Regions from separate parts of the Homo sapiens genome. Here region 1 is linked to region 2. Evidence: chromatin loops called from intact Hi-C (ENCODE). Cell type or tissue: left ventricle myocardium inferior. All regions are shown on one strand. Links, peaks and the distances in the headings refer to the core of each region. The heading gives the core; the rest is flanking DNA. Region 1 overlaps FLACC1 (flagellum associated containing coiled-coil domains 1). Region 2 overlaps CASP8 (caspase 8).

What was found. Hi-C counts contacts between places; a loop is a spot of excess contacts. Peaks named below come from ENCODE experiments on the same cell type or tissue, not always from the same donor. Only the 100,000 strongest peaks of a DNase experiment are listed, where the experiment ranks them.
Region 1: a loop joins it to region 2, with 9 times the contacts of the local background. A loop is called at or near these places in 3 of 110 quality-filtered maps.

Annotation. Positions count from the first base shown.
Region 1 is chr2:201,341,230-201,356,532 of GRCh38, forward strand. FLACC1 (flagellum associated containing coiled-coil domains 1) reads right to left here. Exons shown (of 15, transcript NM_001127391.3): 2 at 10,063-10,222; 3 at 9,482-9,553; 4 at 7,025-7,073; 5 at 5,313-5,446; 6 at 2,941-3,034; 7 at 1,141-1,202. The coding sequence starts at 10,175. Among named protein-coding and RNA genes, the nearest start is that of FLACC1, 8.5 kb to the right of the region's middle. In left ventricle myocardium inferior, for the core only: no CTCF peak of the experiment used is centred there; no DNase peak of the experiment used is centred there; H3K27ac peaks cover 1,086 bases.
Region 2 is chr2:201,280,864-201,296,166 of GRCh38, forward strand. It overlaps CASP8 (caspase 8), which reads left to right. Exons shown (of 9, transcript NM_001372051.1): 8 at 3,953-4,454; 9 at 5,596-6,846. The coding sequence ends at 5,731. FLACC1 (flagellum associated containing coiled-coil domains 1) reads right to left here. Exons shown (of 15, transcript NM_001127391.3): 13 at 8,833-8,922; 14 at 8,594-8,703; 15 at 7,408-7,918. The coding sequence ends at 7,792. Among named protein-coding and RNA genes, the nearest start is that of CASP8, 28 kb to the left of the region's middle. RefSeq lists an enhancer at 7,567-7,711 and a cis regulatory region at 7,639. In left ventricle myocardium inferior, for the core only: no CTCF peak of the experiment used is centred there; no DNase peak of the experiment used is centred there; H3K4me3 peaks cover 436 bases.

The DNA.
Region 1 (15,303 bases), core at 2,710-10,709, 60 kb after region 2:
AGAGTGCTATCTCTCCACCAGGATTTCTAAGGCTGCTCTGGTGTGCAGCAAGTAGCCTGAAAGGGGATGTAGGATTATCTTCACCCATACACATAAGAAAACTCCTTTAAAAATAAATTTTATTGTGTATATTTGAGGTATACAACATGATGTCATAAGATTCATATATATATATATATATAAATCATATATATATGCATCTCTACTATAGTAACCATTATACTATATATATTACACATAATTTTTACTATATATATACACTCACACTACACAAGCATATATATATAGGTAGAGTTTATATGTATGTATATATATATATACACAAATGGTTATAATAGTGGAGATTACTATATACATATAGTAAAAAGTTTACTAGAGTGGAACAAATTAACATATCCATCATTTCACTTAGTTAACCATTTTCCCTCTGTGGTGAGAACAGCTATAAACTCATTTAGCAACAGTTCTTAATATCATACATTATTATTAACTATAGCTCTCATTTTTTACATTATATCTTTGTAAACAATATAAACTTGTTCACCCTACATATTTGCAACATTGTATGATTTGATCAATATCTCCCCATTTTCTTCCTCCTACCGGACCATGGTAACCATGTTCTATTCTCTGTCTTTCTGTATTTGGACTCCTTTCAATTTTCTCTTGATTTGACTTTGCTCCTGATTCTCTTATACTTTCTTCCTATTTTGCTGAGGCCCTGACCTAGCAGCCAGGGAGAGTAGAGGTGAGACAAAGAAAAAGAGGAGGAGGAAGAGAAGAACGAGGAGATGGTGGAGGAGGAGCCTTGGCTGAGAACAACAGTTATTTATCACAGAAATCTCATAGAGAACAAAAATGACTCTTCTCAGTAACCAACAAAAAGGGAGATTATAATTGAAATGAAAGGATTGGATGATAAAATGTAAAAGCAGTAATAACTTTCTTTGTGGTTTATTTTAGTGGCTTTGAATCAAGCCATTCTGCTCTTCAAAGACACGTGTCTTGTTCATCTCCCCCACCCTTCATCCCCCAACTCCATTTAGAACTATTTGAAGTCCCAGTGAACTAAAATCCTGCAAAGGATGCGGGACCCTTAGAGCCATCAACACACACAAGGGTCCATGCCAGAAAGTGTACCTGTTCTTGTTTTCAAAGTTCTGTTTCATCTCAGCACAGCGGAGATCCATTTCACTGGAGAGCTGGAAACAAAATCAGCATCTACAACACAGGACTGAGGACCCTGTCCCATTCTGATCTGCACCTTCTGAAAAGCCTTCCAATTTATGGGGCACAGCCGCCTTCCAATTCATGGGGCACAGCCCCCTTCCCACCCCTCTTCCACTGTGCTCTGCAGTGCCAGAGAGCACATTATTAATAAGGGAACAGAACAATTTGTGCCTTGCTCTATGTTGTTTTGTACTTATTCAGTTCATAATGTTGGTGCATCTCTTTCACTGACTATTTTTTTTGGGTAGGTCTGGTCTCCTGTGCTAGATCGTCATTTCTGTTACATCATGGCCTTCAGATTTTTGGATATGTAATCCAATTGAGCAATCATTTATTGAACAAAAGGCTTGGCTTGGAAGAGCCAAGGAGGACTAAGACTCAGATCTTGCCTTCGAGGAACTTAAAATCTAGTGTTAATCCTTGTTGACAGTATAGTTCCATTCTAGCAGGCAGGATTTGCTCACTTTCAGGTGATACTTCATTCTAACATGTCAGATCCTCTGGCCAGTGTCTCAGGATAAATCAATACTTCAAATCAGTCGGTGACCACTGTCAGCTAGGACAAGGGTTTAGGGCTTGTCCTTGTACCTCTCTGACTACTGGGGAGAAGCCAGGGACTGTGTCACACAACAAGTGGTCAGCAGAGCCACTCTGACAGACAGAGAACAGCCCAGCGTCAGCCAACACTACTCCCTTCCACAGGGCCACACAACAAATAGCATCTTCACAAGTGGCAGTATTTTCAGTAACACAGTCTAGGATCCCTTCATGGAAATAGTCTCTAAATATGTCTTCAGCAGGATCTGTGCCTATGACTTAAAATGTTCATTTTGTCCAATGATCTACCACTGTTCAGTTGAGAGATTGTATGCAAATTGTTTAACTTCCCTGAGTCTCATTTTCCTTTCTATAGAAGGAGACCATAAACCTGGCAGTGTTTTCAGATAAATAAGGTAATGAATCAATAGTTGGCAGGCGGAGGAGGGTGGTCTCAGGATAGGACCCAGCCTGAGTCATAAGCTGGGTCACTGTAGGATTCAGACACATCTGGGGCATATCAGAGGGTGAGAGGCTGCCTTCTGGGAAGTAAAACTTCACAGATGGGGTGGGGTTCAACAACCCTGGGGAGGATATTTCTGAACACAGCACTGGCTGTCACTCCAGGCCAGGCCAACAGGCACACCTGTTTGAGGTGAGGAAGAAGTCACCAGATGAAACAGATGGTAAAAGCTAAAAAGGTGTCACTGAAATCCTCAGGAATCACAAAGAGTGTCAAATGACATCTGCAGATTCTGATGTGTGGGCAGCTTTAACAGTCAGAGAGTAAGCCCTGCACATTAAGTGCGCTGGTGTCGTTAGTGAGAGCCTCACAAGCTCTGAAACTTAATTGCACCACAAAGGCCAGACAGAAAACAACAAGTGCACCCTAGTGTGAGGAGGACAGTGTCACTGCACACACACAGAGGTACTTGGAGAGCTCCTGGAAATAAATGAGTTAAGCTTTGTGGAAGAACTTGAGTTCTTGGAATTACAGATAAAGATGTCAGAGAAATACTACTGAGTGACACAGTCCAATCTTTAGGGTCCTGTCACCTGGACAACATGGCTCATATGAGTAAAGTGCTTGGCATTTTGCCTGGCACATAGGTGATTCAAAAATATTAATTTTATTTTGTCCATGAAGATGTTAGCTAATGTAAGGTCACTCACCAATTTCTGGGCAGACTGGTGGTCTCTGTTCATTTGTTCAATTATTGCTGTCAGCTCTGAGATTTGCTCTTCTAGGTCAGAAATGATGTTGGTCCTGTAGGAGAAGTAATTCTTCTATCATCCACAAAGCTTACCATTCCATGCCATTCAGGCCCCTGAGCATGACTGACTCTGGCATGGTGAGAGCTGGCCTGGTGAGAGCTGGCCATGTTCTGCACCTGCTCTATCATTATGGGGTGGGGGTGGAGGGATAGGGGTGGTCTTACAGAAGGCATTTGGCTATAGGGCAGTTGAGGCTCAGATCTGGCTCTTGTGGGTAAGCTCACTAGACTTGAACAGGATGGTTTGGTGCCCTACCGAATAGAAGGAAAATAAGAATATGTCAGAAATTTATTAGAGTTTGACCTTGATTTGGTAATGATAGTTGAAACAGAGGACGAAGTTCAGAGGATTAGGAAATTAGAAGATGTGCAATAGGATTGATGCTGGCTGTGAACCACAGACAAGGATTGGGCCAGAGATGGGACTAAGAGGGTATTTAAGAGAGTGGCTTTCAGCACAGGTCATGGTTTTCTGTGTTTCTGGGTCTAAGGCTGCCATGGTATCTGTAAATTATTTAGCTCTGTCTGGTTGGGCTAGAGTGACAAGGCAGCAGGTGGTGCCATGTGCAGTGGAGCTGAGAGGAAGTCCTCAATGCAAGATGCTTTGACCTCTTTGGCCAACCACTTTGCATGTCTAACTGAGCACAGAGAGAATGTGGGCTGATAAAACAAGAGAGGAGATACAGGAGGAGACAGTTCAAGGGTAAGAGAAAGAAAAGGCTTGAGAAAGTTGAATAATAGGGAGCCCCTATCTTTTGAACACAATCTTCAATACAAACAACACCCACAACTTTACCAGGGAATACAACAAGCACAGGTTATCATATTTTATTGTGCACAACTGGTGACAACTTCCTTGTGAGGCCAAGAGGTGGCTGTCGGTGCTAGCTTGACTATAGGTGCATGACCCATTCTCTTCCTGCAGAGGGCTGTGGATAAGCAGGGAAAAGAAAGCAGAGGCTGAATGCCCCTGGGTGGGAAGACAAGATAAGCAGGGTGAATGCCCCTGGCCCCTGGGTGGCCCTCTGGGCCAGGTCAGATCAGGGAGACTCCATGGCATGGCCTCATTCTACTTGAGGGGCCTTCAGACTCACCCTCAACCTGAATCCCTTCCCCAGATGTAACCACTGCTAACGGTTTGGTTGAATTCTGCCAATACACTAGCAGATAGGTAGATGATTGTGTGTGTGTGTGTGTGTGTGTGTGTGTGTGTGTATGTGTGTGTGTGTTTTCTATTGTTGGTCTTTTAGACTTGTGTGTTGAAAAAATAATTCTTACAGCAAAATCAGCCTGAGGGAAGAGGCACTTGGAGAGCCATTCAGTAGTGCAGTTAAGAAGTAAGATGCCTGAACATGGGCAGGATATCAGAGAAGAAGATATGAATAAGAGATTAAAGGGTAGAATGAAAAGATGTAGAGATGAATCTGCATCTGTTAATGAAAAAAGAAAGACATGGAGATATACTTGATATGGCATTGGAGGACAGAGAGTGGGTGGAGCCTGAAGACAGACAGGACAGCTGTGCTAATGGGTTAGAGTCAGGCCAGAACCTTCCACACTGCATCTCCCGGGGGCATGAGCTGAGTAGTATTTTTGGACATAATGAAAAAGAGGCTGGGCGCAGTGGCTCACGCCTATAATCCCAGCACTTTGGGAGGCTGAGGCCAGAGGATTACCTGAGGTCAGGAGTTTGAGAACAGCCTGGCTAATATGGCAAAATCCCATCTCTACTAAAGCTATAAATATTAGCCGGGCGTCATGGTGCAAGCCTGTAATCCTAGCTACTCAAGAGGTTGAGGCGTGAGAATAGCTTAAACCTGGGAGGCAGAAGTTGCAGTGAGCTGAGATCGTGCCACTAAACTCCAGCCTGGGTGGCAGAGAGAGACTCTGTCTCAAAAAAAAAAGTGCACTCCAGCCACCCAGAAACCCTCACTTTACTTAATTTGCATGCCTCAAATTCAGACTAATTTATGGCTATTCTATCTATTCCTCACCCCACGAACAATTGCTATCCTTTGGGATCAATCACATAACTCCCAATCTTCATCCTGCCCCTTGGATCTGCTCACGGATGGGATCAGAGCAGAGAGGCAGATGTGGAGAGATGCATCATCAGGAAGCAGGGGCGAGGAGGGAGGTGCCCTTGCGGCCCCTCCAGAGCAGGGACCAGTGGCCTGGGTGTGGGCATAGCGGCTTTGGCTTGTCCCTGAGGCCGGGCTGAGCTGGGTGGGAGTAGCCCCAAGCAGCTGCATGTTGCTGCAACAGCATTACCTGGAAAATCTGCCTTTGTCCGGGATCTCCGATTCCCACCGCTTTTTCCTATCAAACATCTCATCCCCTAAGGTGACAGAAATCTGTTCCCGATTCCGAACAAGTTGATAGCCAGGTGACACGTTGATCACTTCCTAGGCATCAAGGGAAAGTAAGATAAAATGGCAGACTTGGAGTGCTGAGATTTTTCCAAATCTTCTCTTATTGCCTCACTCACATCTTAAAAACAGGGACCTGGGACTCCACAGCCCAAGCCCTTCTGGGCCCTTCACCCATTATAGCTCATTCTCACATCTCTCCGACTCAAATCTGATGCTTAGCAGGCTCCTGGGTGTCCCTAGGGGCCTCTCAAGCTCTGCGCCAAACCAAGCCACTGATGCCCCTGCCCCCGACTTGTGTTCACCCTCGTGGCCAGAGCCCAGAGGAGGTGGGCATGCGGCAACTGCTCGGGTTTTGGAATCACAGAGGCCTGAGTAAATCTTGGCTCTGCCACCAGACAGTAGCCATCCAGCATCTCTGTGCCTCAGTTTCCTTATCAGAAAGTGGGGTTAATAACTCTTTCTCAAAGGGCTTTTGTGAGGGAAAAACAAAACAACATATGAGAAAATGACTAGGACGGTTGCAAACAAAATGTCATTTCCTCCTCCTTTTCCCATTAGACGCCAAGTCAGAAACCTGGGCAGGGCCTCTGCTGGCCTGGACCAGGGCAAGGCTGGGGCTCTGAGAGCTGCGCAGCACATGCTGCAGCCCCTTGATCCCTGCTGTTGTCACCTCCTTCATGTCTCTGTGAGTCACCCTCCTCTCTCCACACCCCTGCCTGACGGCCCCAGGCCACCATCATCTTTCTCTTGGGCTCTGGCCTCTCTGCCTTCAGTCTTGCTCCCCCCACAGTTCATCCTCCTCTCTACCTAGAGGGCAATTATATTTTTGCTTGTATATTTTTTTCCCTAACCATTAAAGGACTGCATGGCTCTTTTCCCTGGCTCTTTTCCCAGCACCTGAAACAGTGCCTAATAAATAATAGGTGGTCAATAAATATTTTCCAAAAAAATTAATGGAATACAAAGATTCATACAAAGACCTAAAACTAAAAAACAAAACAAAAAAAAGAAAGAAAAGAAACTAGATAAACACAGAAAACAGTAAAATGTACCGATTACATCCCACCAAAGGGTGCTTTTTCTGAAATGTAACTCTTACTTGGTCCTGTGCCTGCGTCAGACCAGTAAAGGCTCCCAGACACCAGAAGGGTCGGGCCCACACTCCCAGGCAGGCGTCAAGAGCCTTCGAGTTTGGTTCTCATCACCTTCTCCAGTGCCCTCCCGCCCCTGCTCCCCTGAGGGGTCCCGGCAGCCTCTCCCCAGCTTTCGTTAGTTCCCTAGGTCAGCAGAGCACTTCCTGCATCTAGGCATGAGCTGTTCACTGGCCTGGACTAGCTGTCATGTCCAGTTTCTCTGAGACACTCTGTTTGTCTTGTGCAAGGCAGGAGAGAGTGGCAATTAAATGCCCACTCTGGAATCTAGCTGAGCTGAGTTCAAGTCGTGGTTCTTCCACTTACCTGCCGTGCATAATGTGCAATATTAACAGCACCTCCTCCCAGGATCTTTGTGAAGATTCGACAAGGTAAGTATAAAAATGTAAAGGGCCCATGCTTGCACATAGTAGGCACTCAATAAATTTTAGTCCCACCGCCCTCTCCTGCCTTTACTCACATAAAATGATTTATTAGTCTCTTCTTGCCTTGCTGAATGGATTTTCATTCTGCAAGAGAAAGACATGCTCAGAAAGCAACCAGACAGCAAAGAGAAGTTCAAAGCTTAGGAGCTGAACCCTGAGGCCGCCACCATCTGACTTCTGCTCTCTGACCTGACCTTCTTAGGGGATCCCTAGGATAGTTGGGGAACTCACTGAAGCCGGGCTCCTGAGGGCCCCAAAGTAGGGGTGCTCATGAAAAGGTCCTGCCCAAGGAGGCAAAAGACTTGTCTTATGATGTTGGGGCAACTTCTGTTTTGGAGGAGCATAAACCAGCTAGAGGGACCCCTACATATTCTCCCTGAGTCAAGGCTCTGTGAGTCAGGTGACACCCCCCACCACCCCCTTACACACAAACGGGCACACACACACTCAGTTCAGGGAACTGTGTGGAACTCTCTTTATTGGAGAATGAAACATTCTATATAAACAAATGTTCCAGAAAATGAAATGTATCCCATTAAGATACAAATGTTGAAGTTAAACTTGTTTTTCATTCAAATCTTTATATATGCTATATATAAAATGAATACCACATATGTGTATATGTTCACAGTGGCCTTTCCCTCCAGCTCCAAAGCCAGCAGCAATTGCATCACTCCAACCTCTGCTTCTGTTGTCACAGCTCCTTCTCTGACTCTGACACTGTGACCTCCTCTTTCACATACAAAGAAGGACCTTTGTGATTACATGGGATCTGGGATAATCCAGGATAATCTCTCCAACTGAAGGTCAGCTGATTAGCAACCTTAATTCCATCTGCAGCCTTAATTCCTCTTTGGCAAGTAACATATTCACAGTCTCTGGGTATTAGGGTGTAGACGTCCTTGGGAGGGGGTCACTGTCCTGCCCACCACACCCATCACCTTGTTACCTTCTTTGAGCTCATCTCCCACCACTCCCTGCTCACTCGCTCCGCTCATGCCACACTGGCTTCTGCCTTCCTGGAAGAGGTCAGACATGCCAAGCAAGTTCCCACCCCAGGGCCTTTGGACTTGCTGGTCCCTCTGCCAAGAGTGCTTGCCCCAGGCATCATTGAGGCTCCTTTTGCCCCCTTTACACAGGCACTTGCCCTGACCTCTCTACGTAAAGTATCCCCACCGTCACAGCCCCTACCTGCTTTGCCTGCATCTTTTTTCTATGTAGCACTTGCCAACCTCGGATGTAATAACTAGTTTATGGTCCTCTTCCCCTTCCTTCCCCACTAGAATATAAGTGCCAGGAGAGTGGAGACTTTATTGTGTTTCTGGCTCTTTTCCCAGCACCTGAAACAGTGCCTAATAAATAATAGGTGGTCAATAAATATTTTCCAAAAAAATTAATGGAATACAAAGATTCATACAAAGACCTAAAACTAAGGTACATTTCTAAGCTTGTAAAATGCGAGTAAAAATTTTAATTTGTGATTAAAACCAAGATGCAACCCATAGAAAATCTTAGACACAGGACAGTAATCAGCTAAAGAGTGAGTCACCACCCTAAATGCACGGGAGGGTCGCCAAGGCTCTGTGACAATAGCACACATCAAGCTTTGGGCTCCAGGGCAGAAGACAGTTACTGGGGGCACCCCTGTGGAGAGCAGTGGATACAGTGACTTTGAATCAAACAATGCAATGACTTTGGAAGCTGTGGATGCAGAGGACCCCAAAATCTACATGTAGGATCTGAGGTTTGCAAGAAATCAAGGTCGATTCTGGCAATTCTCTAACATCCCTGGCATCAATTAGTTCAAGTCAGGCCAGGTGAGAGGGAGATTATTTTATTCACATGCCTGAAACCATTTCTGCCTCATGGACATAAAAATACTTAGGGCCAGGCACAGTGGCTCACGACTGTAATCCCAGCACTTTGAAGGCTGAGGAGGGCTGGTCACTTAAGGTCAGGAGTTCCAGACCAGCCTGGCCAACATGGTGAAACCCCGTCGTTACTACAAATACAAAAATTACGTGGGCATGGTAATGGGTGCCTGTAATCCCAGCTACTCAGGAGGCTAAGGCAGGAGAATCGTTTGAACCAGGGAGGTGGAGGTTGGAATGAGCCAAGATGGCACCACTGCGCTCCAGCCTGGGTGACAGAGCAAGACTCCATCTCAAACAAACAAACTGCTTGGTGCAGTGGCTCACACCTGTAATCCCAACACTTTGGGAGGCTCAGGCGGGTGGATTGCCTGAGTTCAGGAGTTCAAGACCACCCTGGGCAATGTGGTGAAACCCCGTCTCTACTAAAATACAAAAAAGTAGCCAGGCATGGTGGCGCGCACACCTGTATTCCCAGCTACTCGAGAGGCTGAGGCAGGAGAATCGCTTGAGACTGGGAGGCAGAGGTTGCAGTGAGCCAAGGTTACACCACTGCACTCTAGCCTGGGCAACAGAGTGAGACTCCATCTCAAAAACAAAACAAAACAAAACAATACTTACTTTGGGGAAACAACAGGTTTTGTTGGTTGGAGGTAATTGTGATTTTTTGGAGCTGGTACAAGAGGAGTTAGCCTGAAAGTGAAAAACAAATAACTAAAACAAGAACATTGGAAATTCGGAAACCCTTTTTAACACTCCCAGATTAAGTACATCCCTATAGTGACCCAAAATTGGAATGCATGATCTGATAGCTGGAATCTTTAAAATCTGAGGCCTTTAAAACTCAGGCCCAAGGCCCTGGCACTTGTTCACTGTCCCAGGAAGAGTTTGTCCCCCGATTCCCAAAGCTCTTTATCCCACATGAAGGCGGCAGCTGCCATCAGGGCCCTTTGGTTGGAAGCTGCACTTTGCCGTTGCACCAACACTGAGACTTCCTCATTTAAAATGGCACAAACCCCAGGCAGGGCTGGCAAGATGAGGGTGCAGCCAACCAGCTGGCAGGGAAGCTGGGGAAAGCGAGGCTTTCTGGCCCACCTGGGATTTTCCTGCCACACTTGCTGTTTTAGAAATCTTGTGAGAGAAATGAGGCTACAAATGGATCCCAAGGTCCCTGTGCCTACCCCATCCCAGATAATTCTTACTTGGAACTCCCTGTGGAGTTCTTGCGTGGTAGTTGAGGGGTCTTGATTAGCTTCCGTGGTCCCAAGTTCCAGGGGTCCCAGCAGGTGCAGTAGATGAGAGGGTTGGGGTACATGGCCAAAGGTCAGGGGGAGTCTTGGCTGCTAGATCAGGAGGCTCTTGCTGAAATTGAAAAACAACAGCAGAAGGTTAAACCATTTAGAATCAAAGCAAAAATACAGAAGAATTGGGAAGAACCCAGGGAGGACCCAAAGAACAATGGTAGATTCCAGAAGCTGTTGATCTGGTGCAGGGTCTTGACTATAGGTTAACAGCTCATCCCTTTCTACTCAGTAGACTTGACTTGAAAGCAATTTAAACTTTGCCATAACTGGCTGGGCATGGTGGCTCACGCCTGTAATCCCAGCACTTTGGGAGGCCGAGGTGGATGGATCACTTGAGGTCAGGAGTTTGAGACCAGCCTGGCCAACATGGTGAAACCCCGTCTCTACTGAAAATACAAAAATTAGCTGGGCATGGTGGCACACACCTATAGTCCCAGCTACTCAGGAGGCTGAGGTGGGAGGATTGCTTGAACCTGGGAGGCAGAGGTTGCAGTGAGCTGAGATTGTGCCACTGCACTCCAGCCTGGGTGAAGAGTGAGACTTCGTCTCAAAAAATAAAATAAGATACAAATAAAAATAAAACAAAATAATTAAAATAAAATAAAATTTGCCATAGCCGAGTCCTTGCTGTGAGCCAGGTAAAACTGCTCAATTATTGTTATGCTGATACTATAGATGAAGCTACTGAGACTCAGAGAAGTCACGGCGGCAGCAAGTTGCAGAGCTGGAAACAAACACAAATCTCTTTGACTCCCAAGCTCCTTCCTTTCCAGCAGGCCACACCAGTTCTCACTGAAGGGAAGAGAAATTCCCACAGCAAGTTCTGCACAGAACTTCCTGGAAAATTAGTTCTGCTGCTTGAGCTACAGTGCAAATGAATCTCCTCGTTTCTCATTCCTGGTCACCTTCTTGAATTACAGAGTGGAAACTCCTTCCCTGGCTCCCAAAAAACAAAACCCCTATTATGAGAATCTTGATGAAAGAAAACTATCAGATAAACATGGTGGCTTGACCACACTGGCTTATCTTCTTTCTTTTCCAGAATCCAACTAAAATTAGAGTACAGCATTAAAAGAGATTTAGTTCCACAAGAGCAAGAAAATGGGAGAGGAGACAAGATTGCACAAGGGATGTCCGTACATGTTTGGCATAGTAACTAGGGCTCTCTCCATAGCTCACTATAGCCTATGTGCCTGCAAAGACAGGGTATGAACAAGATGGAGCCAATTCACACATCAGAGGTCCCAGAGGGTGCAGGACTTGGAACTGGTAGATTACCTGATGATATTGACAGGCAGCTGGTAGATGTGTAGGAGCACATGGTAGGATGAATACTGTCCCTTTCCCTATACCGCATGTCCTAATCCCTGGAAAGTGTGACTATGTTACCTTACATGGCAAAAGCAGCTGTGATTAAATGAAAGATCTTGAGATAGAAAGATTAACCTGAATTATCAGTCAGAGAAGATGTGATAATGGAGGAAGAAGTAGGAGTGATTGAGGAAAAGGTCCAGGAGCCAAGGAATCGGGGCAGCATCTAGAAGCTGGAAAAGGCAAGGAAACGAATTCCCCCTGGAGCCTCCGGAAGGAATGCAGCTCTGCCGACCTCTTGATTTTAGCTCAGTGAGGCTCATTTTGGACTTTGACTTTCAGAATTGTAAGATTGTTGCTTGAGCCACTACATTTGTGGTAACTTTGTTACAGAGCAACCAGAACCAGAGCATTTGGGAGTGTGGGTGAGAGATTGGCAATAGAAACATAGAAACCTAAGAAAATAAAATGTGCAATTACTCCAGGTTAAAAAATATTGAATGAGAAAGTAAACATAATCATAGTATGGCACACACTCATATGTATCAAATGTAAATACTTAATAGTGACTTAGCCAAAAAGTGAACTGTGACTACATGGGAAGAATGAGTGGAATGGGGATGTATAAGAGCCAAATCCTCATCTGCTGTACCAGAAAGAAAAATTAACATACGGAGCACAGACAAATTACTTGGAAGTATGAGGTAAATAAAATTCCAAAGAAATAGATAGCAGAGTTGAAAATAATTGCCTCTAGGAGCACATTGAGAAGTAGAACTGACAGGTCAGGGGATGGGGCAGAAATTGAGACTTTTCCTTAATGAATTTTTAACATTAGTTGATTTTTAAATGATGTCAGTGGATATTTCTTTTCTCTTTTCTTCTTTTCTTTTCTTTTTTCTTTTCAGAGTCTCACTCTGTCACCCAGGCTGGAGTGCAGTGGCACAATCTTGGCTCACTACAACGTCTGCTTCCTGGGTTCAAGCGATTCTCCCGCCTCAGCCTCCTGTAGGTGTAGGCCTCCAGCCTCCTACAAGTGCCCACCACTATGCCTGGCTAAGTTTTGTATTTTTAGTAGAGACTGGGTTTCGCCATGTTGATCAGGCTGATCTTGCACTCCTGGTCTCAAGGGATTCTCCTGCCTCGGCCTCCCAAAGTGCTGGGATTACAGGCATGAGCCACTGTGCCCAGCCATGTCAGTGGATATTTCATTAGTAATAAAAACAAATGCCAAAAATGTTATAAGAATCAATGGCCTAACAGAAGCATTAAAGTGATAGCAGATTTAACTCAAATGTCTAAGTCTATGATTAGTTTTCAATATTACACTGGAATACATTTGCTTAAGAACCTGCTGAAAAAATGAAATCAACCTTTGTCTCCAACACGACTGATGCTTGAGAAACCCACTGATGGTGTCTAATGACCTTAAGAGCTACAGAGGACCTTAAGGTTGAATCTGTTTTACATATGAGGATACTAAAACTCACTCACTTGTAACTGCTGCTTTAACAGTACAAATCTTTAGAGGCTCGTGCTGTGAGTCCTGTGCTAGATGCTGGTTGGACCTTGCCCTCAGGGAGCTTGCAGTCAGCAGAGGAGTCGGCAGAAAGAGAGCTAAGTGAGCAGTGGAGCAAAGGCAAGAGACCTGGCCTTGGAAGAAAGGCAGCGTGTGCAGGGGTTGGCTGGGCCAGAGGCCTGGGACTAGGGAGTCTTCTGCAATAGAGGTCAGGGCTAGAAAGGAGTCCAGGGCTAGAAAGGAGTCCAGGAGACTGGCTAAACAGCAAAGGCCTGAAGAGCAGGTGACAGGGCCGCCATTTATAACTGTCCATACTCCACTGGGTTTGGGGGCCTGTTAGGGCCAAGTCAAGGAGATGAGGTCAGAGAAGCAGATGGGATCGAGTGCCCAGGTGGGAAGATGATGCTACAAGGGGCTGGAATTCAGGTGAGAGTCTGAAAGAAGGCTACAACAGTAGCAAAAAAGAAACTGCTTCTGCTTAGAACCTTGTATCTGCTTCCTGTACGAAAGGAGCCAACCCTGAACTTGGGAGATTTAGCAGGAGTCCATGGGGCAAGAAGTGAGAGGCTAAGGCAGGCCCACTTCTAGCAACTGCCTTCTCTCTTCTTGAAGGCCAGGACTCCACTATGGAGTGCTCTCTGTGCCTCAACACCTCCACTAAGCCTTGCAAAGTGGCTTGTCCACAACGGGCATTTGATGAATATTTCTTACCTGACTAGTAAACTTAGTGGTTGTAATCAGCTCATCATGGTGGTTGGGGCTAGCTCAACAAAGAGAAAAAGATGGTATGGTGGCTGATGCCTGTAATTCCAGCACTTTGGGAGGCCAAGGCGAGAGGATCACTTGACGCCAGGAGTTCGAGACCAGCCTAGCCAACAGGGCGAAACCCCGTCTCTACTAAAAACACAAAAATTAGCCAGGCATGGTGGCACATGCCTGTAATCCCAGCTACTCGGGAGGCTAAGGCAGGAGAATCACTTGAACCTGGGAGGTGGAGGTTGCAGTGAGCCGAGATCTCACCACTGCACTCCAGCCTGGATGACAGAACAAGACTCTGTCTCAATAAATAAATGAATAAAACAAAAAACAAAAACAAAGAGAAAAGAGATTCACAGATGAAACTGCCAAAATGTTGTAATCGTCATTACCATATTATAAATAACATTAAACATTTGCATTCAAAAGCCAGAAAGCAGAGGTAAATTGTATGGGTGATACAATCACTCAGTGGAGTTTTACATAGATTTTCAATGATCTTTGATGAATGTGTAGTTGTTTCCTTTTCCTCTTTCCCATGATAAACAATGTCTTGGTATATATTCTTTTGCTCTTAAGAAAAAAAAAAAAGAAGGCCTCACAGGTGTGGTGGCACATGTCTGTAATCCCAACACTTTGAGAGACTGAGGTGGGAGAGTCGCTTGAGGCTAGGAGTTTGAGACCAGCCTGGGAAACATATCGAGACTCTGTATCTACAAAAAATTTTAAAAATAGCCTAGTATGGTGGAGTGTGCCTGTAGTCCCAGCCACTTGGCAGGTGGTGCGGGAGGATCACTTGAGGCCAGGAGTTTGAAGTTGCAGTGAGCTAGGACCACACCACTGCATTTCAGCCTGGGTGACAGCACAAGACCCTGTCTCTAAAAAATAAATAAATAAATAAAATAAAAATAAAGGCCTTTTTCTTTGAACACCCATGGGAGTGATACTCAAAATATTTAACAACCAGTAAGACAAGGCTATTGAATAATCAACCAGGGTTGGAACAGGGTCCTGGGAGATCTCACTCCCACCTCCATGCCAGGCATTAACCCCTTAGTTGCTGAATCATGAGGTGGTCTGGGGGTGCCAGGGGAGGAGTTGGGACAACCAAGGTGGCAAGGAGGACATGCAAGGGGCTTGGACAATGGTCATCTACCAATCAATATGACAGTATTTTATTTATTATTATTATTGTTTTGAGACGGAGTTTTGCTCTTGTTGCCTAGGCTGGAGTGCAATGGTGTGGTCTTGGCTCACTGCAACCTCTACCTCCGAGGTTCAAGCGATTCTCCTGCCTCAGCTTCCCCAGTAGCTGGAATTACAGGCACCCGCCACCATGCCTGGCTAATTTTTGTATTTTTATAACGATGGGGTTTCACCATATTGGCCAGGCTGGTCTCAAACTCCTGACTTCAGGTGATCCACCCATCTCAGCCTCCCAAAGTGCTGGGATTACAGGTGTGAGCTACCGTGCCCTGCCTATATGGCAGTATTTTAATATTTCAGTAGCTAAAATCAGCCCTTGACTTCTCATAGCTTCTTAAGTGGGAACT
Region 2 (15,303 bases), core at 3,111-11,110:
ATCCATTGAGCACTTGGAGAAAAAACAGTGTTAAGCATATAGGAAACAAAGCAGATGAAAAAATAATACAATTACAAGTTCCAGGAAAGGCAAAAAGGTTAATAAGAAAGGAAACATAATGAAAGAACATTATGTTTACATAGTCTTAATAATAGAAATATTACTATGGGCCGGAGGTGGTGGCTCATGCCTACAATCCCAGCACTTTGGGAGGCCAAGGTGGGTGGGTCACTTGAGGCTGGGAGTTTGTGACCAACCTGGCTAACATGGCGAAACCCTGTCTCTACTAAAAATACAAAAATTAGCTGGGTGTGGTGGTGCGTGCCTGTAGTCCCACCTGCTTGGGAGGCTGAGGCAGGAGAATTGCTTGAACTTGGGGGGCAGAAGTTGCAGTGAGCTGAGATTGTGACACTGCACTGTAGCCTGGGTGACAGAGTGAGACCTTTTCTAAAAAAAATTAAAAAAATAAAAATATTACTATGGATTCAACCAAAACTTGTAAATAATTGAGTAAGAGCCCAAATGCTTATTCTCCATAATAAGAACTCAATGCGAAAGTCTAAAATTTATAAATGAGTAATTAGCAGTGTACCCAAATTCATTACAAAATGGAGCTCAATGTGGAAAAAAGTGGTTAAAAACTGAAAGTGGTTGCCTTCATGGAATGTGACTAGGTAATGGGGAGGGATAGAGAGGGGATAACCTTTTGTATAAGGTCTTCTAGTTCTATCTTATTAATTCATATCTTTTATTTTGCTATACATAAATAATTTTGAGAAGGTTTAGGATAAAATAAGTTGGATCTTTTATTCAAAAATTGTTTTGTTTTTTTCTGATTATGTAAATAATATAATCATTTTTAAAATTGGTTCAGTAGTAAGCCTAAATGATAGCTTACCCATCTTGTAAACTAGTTTACTAGAGAAAACAGACCAACAATAACACTCTCTCCTTTCTCATTTGCTTCAGGGTTTGAGAATGTTTTTAGCTGGTGGCAATAAATATTAGAAGCCTGCAGAATCCAGCTACGAATATAGAGGGTTTTGCTCTTGAATTTCTGGTTCAAATTCTTTTTTTTTTTTTTTTTTTTTTATTGATCATTCTTGGGTGTTTCTCGCAGAGGGGGATTTGGCAGGGTCACAGGACAATAGTGGAGGGAAGGTCAGCAGATAAACAAGTGAACAAAGGTCTCTGGTTTTCCTAGGCAGAGGACCCTGCGGCCTTCCGCAGTGTTTGTGTCCCTGGGTACTTAAGATTAGGGAGTGGTGATGACTCTTAACGAGCATGCTGCCTTCAAGCATCTGTTTAACAAAGCACATCTTGCACCGCCCTTAATCCATTTAACCCTGAGTGGACACAGCACATGTTTCAGAGAGCACAGGGTTGGGGATAAGGTCACAGATCAACAGGATCCCAAGGCAGAAGAATTTTTCTTAGTACAGAACAAAATGAAAAGTCTCCCATGTCTACTTCTATCCACACAGACCCGGCAACCATCCGATTTCTCAATTTTTTCCCCACCCTTCCCGCCTTTCTATTCCACAAAACCGCCATTGTCATCATGGCCCATCCCCAATGAGCCGCTGGGCACACCTCCCAGACGGGGTCGTGGCCGGGCAGAGGGGCTCCTCACTTCCCAGTAGGGGCGGCCCGGCAGAAGCGCCCCTCACCTCCCAGATGGGGCGGCTGGCCGGGCGGGGGGCTGACCCCCCCACCGCCCTCCCGGACGGGGCGGCTGGCCAGGCAGAGGGGCTCCTCACTTCCCAGTAGGGGCGGCCGGGCAGAGGCGCCCCTCACCTCCTGGATAGGGCGGCTGGCCGGGCGGGGGGCTGTTCCCCCCACCTCCCTCCCGGATGGGGCGGCTGGCCGGGCAGAGGGGTCCTCACTTCCCAGTAGGGGCGGCCCGGCAGAGGCGCCCCTCACCTCCCGGACGGGGCAGCCGGCCGGAAGGGGGGCTGACCCCCCCACCTCCCTCCCGGACGGGGCGGCTGGCCGGGCAGAGGGGCTCCTCACTTCCCAGTAGGGGCGGCCGGGCAGAGGCGCCCCTCACCTCCCGGACGGGGCGGCTGGCCAGGCAGGGGGCTGATCCCCCCACCTCCCTCCCGGACGGGGCGGCTGGCCGGGCGGGGGGCTGACCCCCCCCACCTCCCTCCCGGACGGGGCGGCTGGCCGGGCAGGGGGCTGACCCCCCCTCCCCCCTCCCGGACGGGGCGGCTGGCCGGGCGGGGGGCTGACCCCCCCACCTCCCTCCTGGGCGGGGCGGCTGGCCGGGCAGAGGGGCTCCTCACTTCCCAGTAGGGGCGGCCGGGCAGAGGCGCCCCTCACCTCCTGGACGGGGCGGCTGGCCAGGCGGGGGGCTGACCCCCCACCTCCCTCCCGGACTGGGCGGCTGGCCGGGCGGGGGGTTGAACCCCCACCTCCCTCCTGGACGGGGCGACTGGCCGGGCAGAGGGGCTCCTCACTTCCCAGTAGGGGCGGCCGGGCAGAGGCGCCCCTCACCTCCCGGACGGGGCGGCTGGCCAGGCGGGGGGCTGACCCCCCACCTCCCTCCCGGACTGGGCGGCTGGCCGGGCGGGGGGTTGACCCCCCCACCTCCCTCCTGGACGGGGCGACTGGCCGGGCAGAGGGGCTCCTCACTTCCCAGTAGGGGCGGCCGGGCAGAGGAGCCCCTCACCTCCCGGACGGGGCGGCTGGCCGGGCGGGGGGCTGACCCCCCCACCTCCCTCCCGGACGGGGCGGCTGGCCGGGCAGAGGGGTCCTCACTTCCCAGTAGGGGCGGCCGGGCAGAGGCGCCCCTCACCTCCCGGACGGGGCGGATGGCCGACCACCCCCCCCCGCCTCCCTCCCGGACGGGGCGGCTGGCCGGGCAGAGGGGCTCCTCACTTCCCAGTAGGGGCGGCCGGGCAGAGGAGCCCCTCACCTCCCGGACGGGGCGGCTGGCCGGGCGGGGGGCTGACCCCCCCCACCTCCCTCCCGGACGGGGTGGCTGCCGGGCGGAGACGCTCCTCACTTCCCAGACGGGGTGGTTGCCAGACGGAGGGGCTCCTCACTTCTCAGACGGGGCGGTTGCCAGGCAGAGGGTTTCCTCACTTCTCAGACGGAGCGGCCGGGCAGAGACACTCCTCACCTCCCAGACAGGGTTGCGGCCCAGCAGAGGCGCTCCTCACATCCCAGACAGGGCGGTGGGGCAGAGGTGCTCCCCACATCTCAGACGATGGGCGGCCGGGCAGAGACGCTCCTCACTTCCTAGATGGGATGGCGGCGGGGAAGAGGCGCTTCTCGCTTCCTAGATGGGATGGCGGCCGGGCAGAGACGCTCCTCACTTTCCACACTGGGCAGCCAGGCAGAGGGGCTCCTCATATCCCAGACGATGGGTGGCCAAGCAGAGACGCTCCTCACTTCCCAGACGGCGTGGCGGCCGGGCAGAGGCTGCAATCTCGGCTCTTTGGGAGGCCAAGGCAGGCGGCTGGGAGGTGGTTGTAGCAAGCCGAGATCACGCCACTGCACTCCAGCCTGGGCACCATTGAGCACTGAGTGAACGAGACTCCATCTGCAATCCCGGCACCTCGGGAGGCCGAGGCTGGCGGATCACTCGCGGTTAGGAGCTGGAGACCAGCCCGGCCAACACAGCGAAACCCCATCTCCACCAAAAAAAAAACGAAAACCAGTCAGGCGTGGCGGCGCGCGCCTGCAATCGCAGGCACTCGGCAGGCTGAGGCAGGAGAATCAGGCAGGGAGGTTGCAGTGAGCCGAGATGGCAGCAGTACCGTCCAGCTTTGGCTCGGCATGAGAGGGAGAGGGAGACGGGGAGAGGGAGAGGGAGAGGGAGACGGGGAGAGGGAGAGGGAGAGGGGTCAAATTCTTATCTATCAATGTTATGCCCACTGTGCTCTCCAGCTGTGGTCTGTGAATTACTGTGGTATAACGTGACTGTTCAAATTTCACTTTTCAGGGGCTTTGACCACGACCTTTGAAGAGCTTCATTTTGAGATCAAGCCCCACGATGACTGCACAGTAGAGCAAATCTATGAGATTTTGAAAATCTACCAACTCATGGACCACAGTAACATGGACTGCTTCATCTGCTGTATCCTCTCCCATGGAGACAAGGGCATCATCTATGGCACTGATGGACAGGAGGCCCCCATCTATGAGCTGACATCTCAGTTCACTGGTTTGAAGTGCCCTTCCCTTGCTGGAAAACCCAAAGTGTTTTTTATTCAGGCTTGTCAGGGGGATAACTACCAGAAAGGTATACCTGTTGAGACTGATTCAGAGGAGCAACCCTATTTAGAAATGGATTTATCATCACCTCAAACGAGATATATCCCGGATGAGGCTGACTTTCTGCTGGGGATGGCCACTGTGAATAACTGTGTTTCCTACCGAAACCCTGCAGAGGGAACCTGGTACATCCAGTCACTTTGCCAGAGCCTGAGAGAGCGATGTCCTCGGTAAGTTTTGCCTACTCAGCCCTCCTCACTGTTACACTACCTTCCCCCCCTACTCCATCACACTACTATCTACTCATATTCAGAGCCTATTAGAAAGTGCTATGTGATTTAGATCACATTAACAGGTCAGAGAACTGTCCAAGGGGAGTGGTTTCCGTTCAACTCTAAATGTCTAGCTGTAGATCACATAGCTGCATTTCCCAGGTCAGTTACAAAGTGGGAGAGTGGCAAGTGTTAACATCCTTAGTTTATAGATGGAAAAGCTGAGATGCTTTATTCCTTTATTCAGCACCTCAAAGGACAATCAGGGTATCACAGAGCAGGAAAGGATAGGAAAGTCATATACTCCAGCTCTCTGTCTTTAGGCCAAAACATGACTGAGCCAATTCAACTAGTTTTGGAAATCTTCCAAGAAGGCAGTAACCCAATTCAATGTTTAAACATCCTCCAACTCTGTCAAAAGTTCTATAATAGCAAACCATCCTCAAAACCTCTTGGTGCATTATGGGAGATAAATAGCAGGTTCCTTCTAGCCCTGTATTTCATGTTTTGAGTATATGAAGAGTGAGAATTTCCCGTAACTTAGATCATGAATCTAACTTAGATTTCGTAACTTAGATCATGAATCCTGCAAGGTTTCCGCGGCTAGCTACCAAGGTAGAAGAAGAGGTTGCCTAACAAAAATGCTAAGAGATCCTGGTGAGAAGAAGGTGGGAGTAGCTGCAGGAGACGTTATACTTTCACTTGCCTTAAGTTTAATTGCATCAAAGATGAATCCGCAGATGCGATGTCAATTCGAGGCAGAGAGTATTGGGGGGCATTGAAGCAATGGGGAGCCAAGTAACGTGGAGAAGAGTGAGAGACACACAGGTCAGGAGAGAAAGAAACCAACTCTAATACTGACACCGAGGTTTCTGATGGTCAAAAGAGTTCCTGAATAAACCAAAAGTAAGTTATTAAGCTCTGAGACAACCCATTTACCAGGAAAGCTGGGGTAGGTCTTGGTTTCGCACCTTATTGTTTCAAATGACTGATATTTTGAGAGAAAGAACTACAGAACTATCTCTGAGCACAGCAGAGGAGACAGTTCATCAGTTGCTTTCCCCCACAGACAGTCACAATATTATGTGATGTATTTCAGAGGCGATGATATTCTCACCATCCTGACTGAAGTGAACTATGAAGTAAGCAACAAGGATGACAAGAAAAACATGGGGAAACAGATGCCTCAGCCTACTTTCACACTAAGAAAAAAACTTGTCTTCCCTTCTGATTGATGGTGCTATTTTGTTTGTTTTGTTTTGTTTTGTTTTTTTGAGACAGAATCTCGCTCTGTCGCCCAGGCTGGAGTGCAGTGGCGTGATCTCGGCTCACCGCAAGCTCCGCCTCCCGGGTTCAGGCCATTCTCCTGCCTCAGCCTCCCGAGTAGCTGGGACTACAGGGGCCCGCCACCACACCTGGCTAATTTTTTAAAAATATTTTTAGTAGAGACAGGGTTTCACTGTGTTAGCCAGGGTGGTCTTGATCTCCTGACCTCGTGATCCACCCACCTCGGCCTCCCAAAGTGCTGGGATTACAGGCGTGAGCCACCGCGCCTGGCCGATGGTACTATTTAGATATAACACTATGTTTATTTACTAATTTTCTAGATTTTCTACTTTATTAATTGTTTTGCACTTTTTTATAAGAGCTAAAGTTAAATAGGATATTAACAACAATAACACTGTCTCCTTTCTCTTATGCTTAAGGCTTTGGGAATGTTTTTAGCTGGTGGCAATAAATACCAGACACGTACAAAATCCAGCTATGAATATAGAGGGCTTATGATTCAGATTGTTATCTATCAACTATAAGCCCACTGTTAATATTCTATTAACTTTAATTCTCTTTCAAAGCTAAATTCCACACTACCACATTAAAAAAATTAGAAAGTAGCCACGTATGGTGGCTCATGTCTATAATCCCAGCACTTTGGGAGGTTGAGGTGGGAGGATTGCTTGAACCCAAGAGGTCAAGGCTGCAGTGAGCCATGTTCACACCGCTGCACTCAAGCTTGGGTGACAGAACAAGACCCCGTCTCAAAAAAAATTTTTTTTTTAATAAAACAAAATTTGTTTGAAATCTTTTAAAAATTCAAATGATTTTTACAAGTTTTAAATAAGCTCTCCCCAAACTTGCTTTATGCCTTCTTATTGCTTTTATGATATATATATGCTTGGCTAACTATATTTGCTTTTTGCTAACAATGCTCTGGGGTCTTTTTATGCATTTGCATTTGCTCTTTCATCTCTGCTTGGATTATTTTAAATCATTAGGAATTAAGTTATCTTTAAAATTTAAGTATCTTTTTTCAAAAACATTTTTTAATAGAATAAAATATAATTTGATCTTATTGCTCCTTGGAGATTTTTTGTGTTTGGTTTTGGTTTCTGCCAATGACATCTCACAGGTGGAAAACATCTGGACTACAGACATGTTCTACTTGAGTCTCCCATGATCGGCACACACAGTTGTATTTTTAAAATTTGTTGTCAATGTTTAAAAATTAGGAGATATCACATAAAAACCAGAATAACTTCTTTTAAAAAATCATACTATCTGACAATATTGACCTCATGCTTTTGCATGGCAAAGGTCTGAGAAGCACCTTCTTCAGATGGGACAGTGCTCTGTGGGTCACTCTTCCCCATCCGCTGTGCCCCAGCCCTGCCCAAGCCCCTCTACTGAGGCTGCTGTTGGTTGCCACTTATCACTGTGCTTGGGCAATTGTTTTCCTTATGTCTAGCCCACTTCACTTATTTATGTTGCCTGCACTGTGGGTGTCTGAATTCTGGTGATGGTCCAGAGGAGGTGGTAAGAATCATCAGAAACCCTTCCTAAGTCATAGGTTAGGGAACATGATTGAGAGGTAGGGAAGTAGGGGGCATGGGTGTGAGAGAAAAATATTTTAGAGTAAAATCAACACATCATCTTTTTTTGCTACCTAAATGCCCCAGGGGACAAAGGTACACCTCCCAAATATAGTAAAAGTTCAATATGAAGAAGGCCTTCAAATCAGTTTCTTTCTAACGAAATACGTCAAGGTAGAAGAAAAATAGTACAAAACTCAGAGAAAGCTCAGCTCCCAGTATGGAGAGCATCATTTTTCAGTGAAGAGTCCGTGATAAGCTGTGAAATTCAGATGCGAATTCAAACATTTTCAGACATTCAGAGAGTCAGAGCAACCCAAGAACTAAACTCATTATATGCATTTTCTCAAGAAAACCCTCCCAGGAGTTTCCTGGGCCTACAGAAATGGTGTGCCAACCATCTTCAACAATGCAGAGCAACTTTTTGTTTATGATTCTTGTCCTTTCTTGCTACCATCTTGCACAGTGTCAGAATCATCCTTAGAAACAGTAATAGAGGCCAATCTCCCAGAACATCCTTCACAAATTTCTTCATTCTTAGAAATTATCTTTTGCCTGTAAAAAGAAAGGAAAGATGTATCAATGTCAACTCAAAAGCTAGAAAGGGTATAGGATATTTGGAGTGCAGGGAGAGAAATGTGCCTTCGTTCCTTCACCACAGCAGTCTCTCACTCATTACTTGCAGTGGTTTTGAATTTAGTGAGGTATGGTGTTCAGGTGACTAAAGTCCTATACGAGGAATTTTCTACTAAATCAATGCAATAAATAACTTTCTTCTATTAAAGTATTGACCAAAATTTATTTTAATGATTTAAGATGCAGCTTCAGGTAACAGTACACCTTCTGATCCAAAGGTGATTTCCATAGGAACCAGAAGCAGCTGCATGTAATGGCAAGACCATCAGACTCCCAGGGGAGATGGATTTAAAAACCACCCTCAGTCATAGAACTGAGCAAACTCAGAAACTGGAAGACAAATGTCCTGTGTTGTTTTGCATAGAAACAAGGACACAGGTGAATGGGAGAAGTATAGACACATCTCCACTCCACCTCAAGTGAACTATCTGGCTTTGTGTCACTGGCCTAGAGTGACATACCTCCCTCCCGAAAACACCTGTGCCTTGACATAACTAGGGAGCAGTTGGTCTATCTTCCTAACCCATTCCTCACTCAAACTCCTTCCCACTCCTAAAGAGAACTCAGCTATGTCTTTTTCAGCAGCAGCCGCACTTCAGATGAATGTTCTCTTCCGTCAGGATCTGTATGGTGTGCTTATACTTTTCTTCAGTTTCAGCAAACTTGGTTTGAAGCATTTTCTCCAGATTTCCCACTATAGCTTTCTGAAAGACATACATTTTAATAGCCATCTTCCCCAACCCAGAGCCATCCAGGGCAGAGCTATATGGCAGAGCTGGATGGAGACCTGGGTTCTTCCCCCAACCCCCATCCCCACTCCAGTAGGGACTCACCTCTTTCTGGAGTTCCAACTGGGTATAGTAGAGGTTTGTGTTCAGTGACTCTAGGATAAGGGCTTGTGCATGCAATTCTTCCTGCATGACCTGCATAAGAAGAAGCTGTTGCAGGACATCATGCCAATGTCTATTTATTTGGTCTCTTCTCCAGGGCACCTGGACTATGATGAAAGGGAGCAACCTGAGCTACTTTTGCATCACTCATGGCCACTCACACCCTGTCAGTCCTGCCTCCTCTCTGTCTCACCCATCTATATCCTTCTCTTCAGCCTCACCAGAGCTCATATGAATGGTTCTAATGGCAATCAGTTATTCATTCACTAAGCAAGTCTTTATTAAATACCTACTACCGATTCCAATTATATGACACTCTGGAAAAGGCAAAACTATAGAGAGAGAAAAAAGATTAGTGGTTTCTAGGGATTTGGAGGGGAAGGGAGGGATGAATAGGTGGGATAGAGGGCACTTTTAGAGCAGTGAAACTATTCTGTATGACACTATAATGGTGGATACATGACATGACATATTAGGCAAAACCCACAGAATGTACAACACAAAGAGAGAACCCTCATGTAAACTATGGACTTTAGTTAATAAGAATGCATCCACATTGGCTCATCAATTGCAACTAATGTGCCATCCCAATGCAAGATACTAATAATAAAGGAAACTAGTGGTGGGGTAGGGTGGGGTGGGGTAGTATATGGGAACTCTCTGTACTTTCTGCTCAATTTTTCTGTAAACCTAAAACTGCTCTAAAAAGTAGCTTCTTGAAACAAACACACAAACTTCCACTAAAGAATGAATAGAAGCCTGTGCAAAGGTCCTTAGAATGCAAAATGCTCAGGGGTGGAGCCAAGACAGCCGAATAGGAACAGCTCCAGTCTACAGCTCCCAGCGTGAGCGATGCAGAAGACGTATGATTTCTGCATTTCCAACTGAGGTATCGTGTTCATCTCACTGGGGATTGTCAGACAGTGGGTGCAGTACAGTGGGTGCAGTGCACTGAGCATGAGCCGAAGCAGGGCGAGGCATCACATCATCCGGGAAGTGCAAGGGGTCAGGGAATTCCCTTTCCTAGCCAAGGAAAGGGGTGACAGATGGCACCTGGAAAATCAGGTCACTCCCACCCTAATACTGCATTTTCCAACAGTCTTAGCAAACGGCACACCAGAAGATTGTATCCCATGCCTGGCTCATAAGGTCCTACGCCCACGGAGCCTTGCTCATTGCTAGCACAGCAGTCTGAGATCAAACTGCGAGGTGGCAGTGAGGCTGGTGGAGGGGCGCCCACCATTGCTGAGGATTGAGTAGGTAAACAAAGTGGCCAGGAAGCTCGAACTGGGTGGAGCCCACCGCAGCTCAAGGAGGCCTGCCTGCCTCTGTAGACTCCACCTCTGGGGGCAGGCATAACCAAACAAAAGGCAGCAGAAACCTCTGCAGACTTAAATGTCCCTGTCTGACAGCTTGAAGAGAGTAATGGTTCTCCCAGCACGCAGCTTGAGATCTGAGAATGGACAGACTGCCTCCTCAAGTGGGTCCCTGACCCCTGAGTAGCCTAACTGGGAGGCACCCCCCAGTAGGGGCAGACTGACACATCACACGGCTGGGTACTCCTCTGAGACAAAACTTTCAGAGGAACAATCAGACAGCAACATTTGCTGTTCACCAATATCTGCTGTTCTGCAGCCTCCGCTGCTGATACCCAGGCAAACAGGGTCTAGAGTGGACCTCCAGCAAACTCCAACAGACCTGCAGCTGAGGGTCCTGACTGTTAGAAGGAAAACTAACAAACAGAAAGGATATCCACACCAAAACCCCATCTGTACGTCACTGTCATCAAAGACCAAAGGTAGATAAAACCACAAAGATGGGGAAAAAACAGAGCAGAAAAACTGAAAATTCTAAAAATCAGAGTGCCTCTCCTCCTCCAAAGGAATGCAGCTCCTCGCCAGCAACAGAACAAAGCTGGATGGAGAATGACTTTGACGAGTTGAGAGAAGAAGGCTTCAGATGATCAAACTACTCCGAGCTAAAGGAGAAAGTTCGAACTCATGGCCAAGAAGTTAAAAACCTTGAAAAAAGATTAGACGAATGGCTAACTAGAATAACCAATGCAGAGAAGTCCTTAAAGGACCTGATGGAGCTGAAAACCATGGCACAAGAAGTATGTGACAAATGCACAAGCCTCAGTAGCCGATTCGATCAACTGGAAGAAAGGGTATCAGTGATGGAAGATCAAATGAATGAAATGAAGCAAGAAGAGAAGTTTAGAAAAAAAAGAATAAGAAGAAATGAACAAAGCCTCCAAGAAATATGGGACTATGTGAAAAGACCAAATCTACGTCTGATTGGTGTACCTGAAAGTGACAGGGAGAATGGAACCAAGTTGGAAAACACTCTGCAGGATATTATCCAGGAGAACTTCCCCAACCGAGCAAGGCAGGCCAACAATCAGATTCAGGAAATACAGAGAACAGCATAAAGATACTCCTCGAGAAGAGCAACTCCAAGACACATAACTGTCAGATTCACCAAAATTGAAATGAAGGAAAAAATGTTAAGGGCAGCCAGAGAGAAAGCTCGGGTTACCCACAAAGGGAAGCCCATCAGACTAACAGCAGATCTGTCAGCAGAAACTCTACAAGCCAGAAGAGAGTGAGGGCCAATATTCAACATTCTTAAAGAAAAGAATTTTCAACCCAGAATTTCATATCCAGTCAAACTAAGCTTCATGATTGAAGGAGAAATAAAATACTTTACAGACAAGCAAATGCTGAGAGATTTGGTCACACCAGGCCTGCCTTAAAAGAGCTCCTGAAGGAAACACTAAACATGGAAAGGAACAACCGGTACCAGCCACTGCAAAAACATGTCAAATTGTAAAGACCATCGAGGCTAGGAAGAAACTGCATCAACTAACGAGCAAAATAACCAGCTAACATCAGAATGACAGGATCAAATTCACACATAACAATATTAACCTTAAATGTAAATGGGCTAAATGCTCCAATTAAAAGACACAGACTGGCAAATTGGATAGTCAAGACCCATCAGTGTGCTGTATTCAGGAAACCCACCTTACATGCAGAGACACACAGAGGCTCAAAATAAAGGGATGGAGGAAGATCTACCAAGCAAATGGAAAACAAAAAAAGGCAGGGGTTGCAATACTAGTCTCTGATAAAACAGACTTTCAATTAACAAAGATCAAAAGAGACAAAGAAGGCCATTATATAATGGTAAAGGGATTAATTCAACAAGAAGAGCTAACTATCCTAAATATATATGCACCCAATACAGGAGCAGCCAGATTCATAAAGTAAGTCCTTAGAGACCTACAAAAAGACTTAGACTCCCACACAATAATAATGGGAGACTTTAACACCCCACTGTCAACATTAGACAGCTCCACGAGACAGAAAGTTAACAAGGATATCCAGGAATTGAACTCAGCTCTGCACCAAGCAGACCTAATAGACATCTACAGAACTCTCCACCCCAAATGAACAGAATATACATTCTTCTCAGCACCACATCGCACATATTCCAAAATTGACCACATAGTTGGAAGTAAAGCACTCCTCAGCAAATGTAAAAGAACAGAAATCACAACAAACCGTCTCTCAGACCACAGTGCAATCAAACTAGAACTCAAGATTAAGAAACTCACTCAAAACCACACAACTACATGGAAACTGAACAACCTGCTCCTGAATGACTACTGGGTACATAATGAAATGAAGGCAGAAATAAAGATGTTCTTCAAAACCAATGAGAACAAAGACACAACATACCAGAATCTCTGGGACACATTTAAAGCAGTGTGTAGGGGAAATTTATGGCACTAAATGCCCACAAGAGAAAGCAGGAAAGATCTAAAATTGACACCCTAACATCACAATTAAAAGAACTAGAGAAGCAAGAGCAAACACATTCAAAAGCTAGCAGAAGGCAAGAAATAACTAAGATCAGAGCAGAACTGAAGGAGATAGAGACACAAAAAACCCTTCAAAAAATCAATGAATCCAGGAGCTGGTTTTTTGAAAAGATCAACAAAATTAATAGAATGCTAGCAAGACTAATAAAGAAGAAAAGAGAGAAGAATCAAATAGACGCAAAAAAAAACGATAAAGGGGATATCACCACCGATCCCACAGAACTACAAACTACCATCAGAGAGTACTATAAACACCTCTATGCAAATAAACTAGAAAATCTAGAAGAAATGGATAAATTCCTGGACACATACACACTCCCAAGACTAAACCAGGAAGAAGTTGAATCCCTGAATAGACCAATAACAGGCTCTGAAATTGAGGCAATAATTAATAGCTTACTAACCAAAAAAAGTCCAGGACCAGATGGATTCACAGCCGAATTCTACCAGAGGTACAAGGAGGAGCTGGTACCATTCCTTTGAAACTATTGCAATCAATAGAAAAAGAGGGAATCCTCCCTAACTCATTTTATGAGGCCAGCATCATCCTGATACCAAAGCCTGGCAGAGACACAACAAAAAAAGAGAATTTTAGACCAATATCCCTGATGAACATCGATGCAAAAATCCTCAATAAAATACTGGCAAACCAAATATAGCAGCACATCAAAAAGCTTATCCACCATGATCAAGTGGGCTTCATCCCTGGGATGCAAGGCTGGTTCAACATACGCAAATCAATAAATGTAATCCAGCATATAAACCGAACCAATGACAAAAACCACATGATTATCTCAATAGATGCAGAAAAGGCCTTCAACAAAATTCGAAAACCGTTCATGCTAAAAACTCTCAATAAATTAGGTATTGGTGGGACGAATCTCAAAATAATAAGAGCTATCTATGACAAACCCACAGCCAATATCATACTGAATGGGCAAAAACTGGAAGCATTCCCTTTGAAAACTGGCAAAAGACAGGGATGCCCTCTCTCACCACTCCCATTCAACATAGTGTTGGAAGTTCTGGCCAGGGCAATGAGGCAGGAGAAGGAAATAAAGGGTATTCAATTAGGAAAAGAGGAAGTCAAATTGTCCCTGTTTGCAGATGACATGATTGTATATCTAGAAAACCCCATCATCTCTGCCCAAAATCTCCTTAAGCTGATAAGCAACTTCAGCAAAGTCTCAGGATACAAAATCAATGTGCAAAAATCACAAGCATTCCTATACACCAATAACAGACAAACAGAGAGCCAAATCATGAGTGAACTCCCATTCACAATTGCTTCAAAGAGAATAAAATACCTAGGAATCCAACTCACAAGGGATGTGAAGGACCTCTTCGTTGACCACTGCTCAACGAAATAAAAGAGGATACAAACAAATGGAAGAACATTCCATGCTCATGGATAGGAAGAATCAACATCGTGAAAATGGCCATAATGCTCAAGGTAATTTATAGATTCAATGCCATCCCCATCAAGCTACCAATGATTTTCTTCACAGAATTGGAAAAAACTACTTTAAAGTTCATCTGGAACCAAAAAAGAGCCCGCATTGCCAAGTCAATCCTAAGCCAAAGAACAAAGCTGGAGGCATCTCGCTACCTGACTTCAAACTATACTACAAGTCTACAGTAACCAAAACAGCATGGTACTGGTACCAAAACAGAGATATAGACCAATGGAACAGAACAGAGCCCTCAGAAATAATGCCATATATCTACACTATCTGATCTTTGACAAATCTGACAAAAACAAGAAATGGGGAAAGGATTCCTTATTTAATAAATGGTGCTTGGAAAACTGGCTAGTCATATGTAGAAAGCTGAAACTGGATCCCTTCCTTACACCTTATACAAAAATTAATTCAAGATGGATTAAAGACTTAAATGTTAGACCTAAAACCATAAAAACCCTAGAAGAAAATCTAGGCAATACCATTCAGGACATAGGCATGGGCAAGGACTTCATGTCTAAAACACCAAAAGCAATGGCAACAAAAGCCTAAATTGGCAAATGGGATCTAATTAAACTAAAGAGCTTTTGCACAGCAAAAGAAACTACCATCAGAGTGAACAAGCAACCTACAGAATGAGAGAAAATTTTTGCAACCTACTCATCTGACAAAGGGTTAATATTCCAGAATCTACAATGAACTCAAACAAATTTACAAGAAAAAAACAAACAACCCCATGAACAAGTGGGCAAAGGATATGAACAGACACTTCTCAAAAGAAGACATTTATGCAGCCAAAAGACACATGAAAAAATGTTCATCATCACTGGCCATCAGAGAAATGCAAATCAAACCACAATGAGATACCATCTCACACCAGTTAGAATGGCGATCATTAAAAAGTCAGGAAACAACAGGTGCTGGAGAGGATGTGGAGAAACAGGAACACTTTTACACTGTTGGTGGGACTGTAAACTAGTTCAACCATTGTGGAAGTCAGTGTGGCGATTCCTCAGGGATCTAGAACTAGAAATCCCATTTGGCCCAGCCATCCCATTACTGGGTATA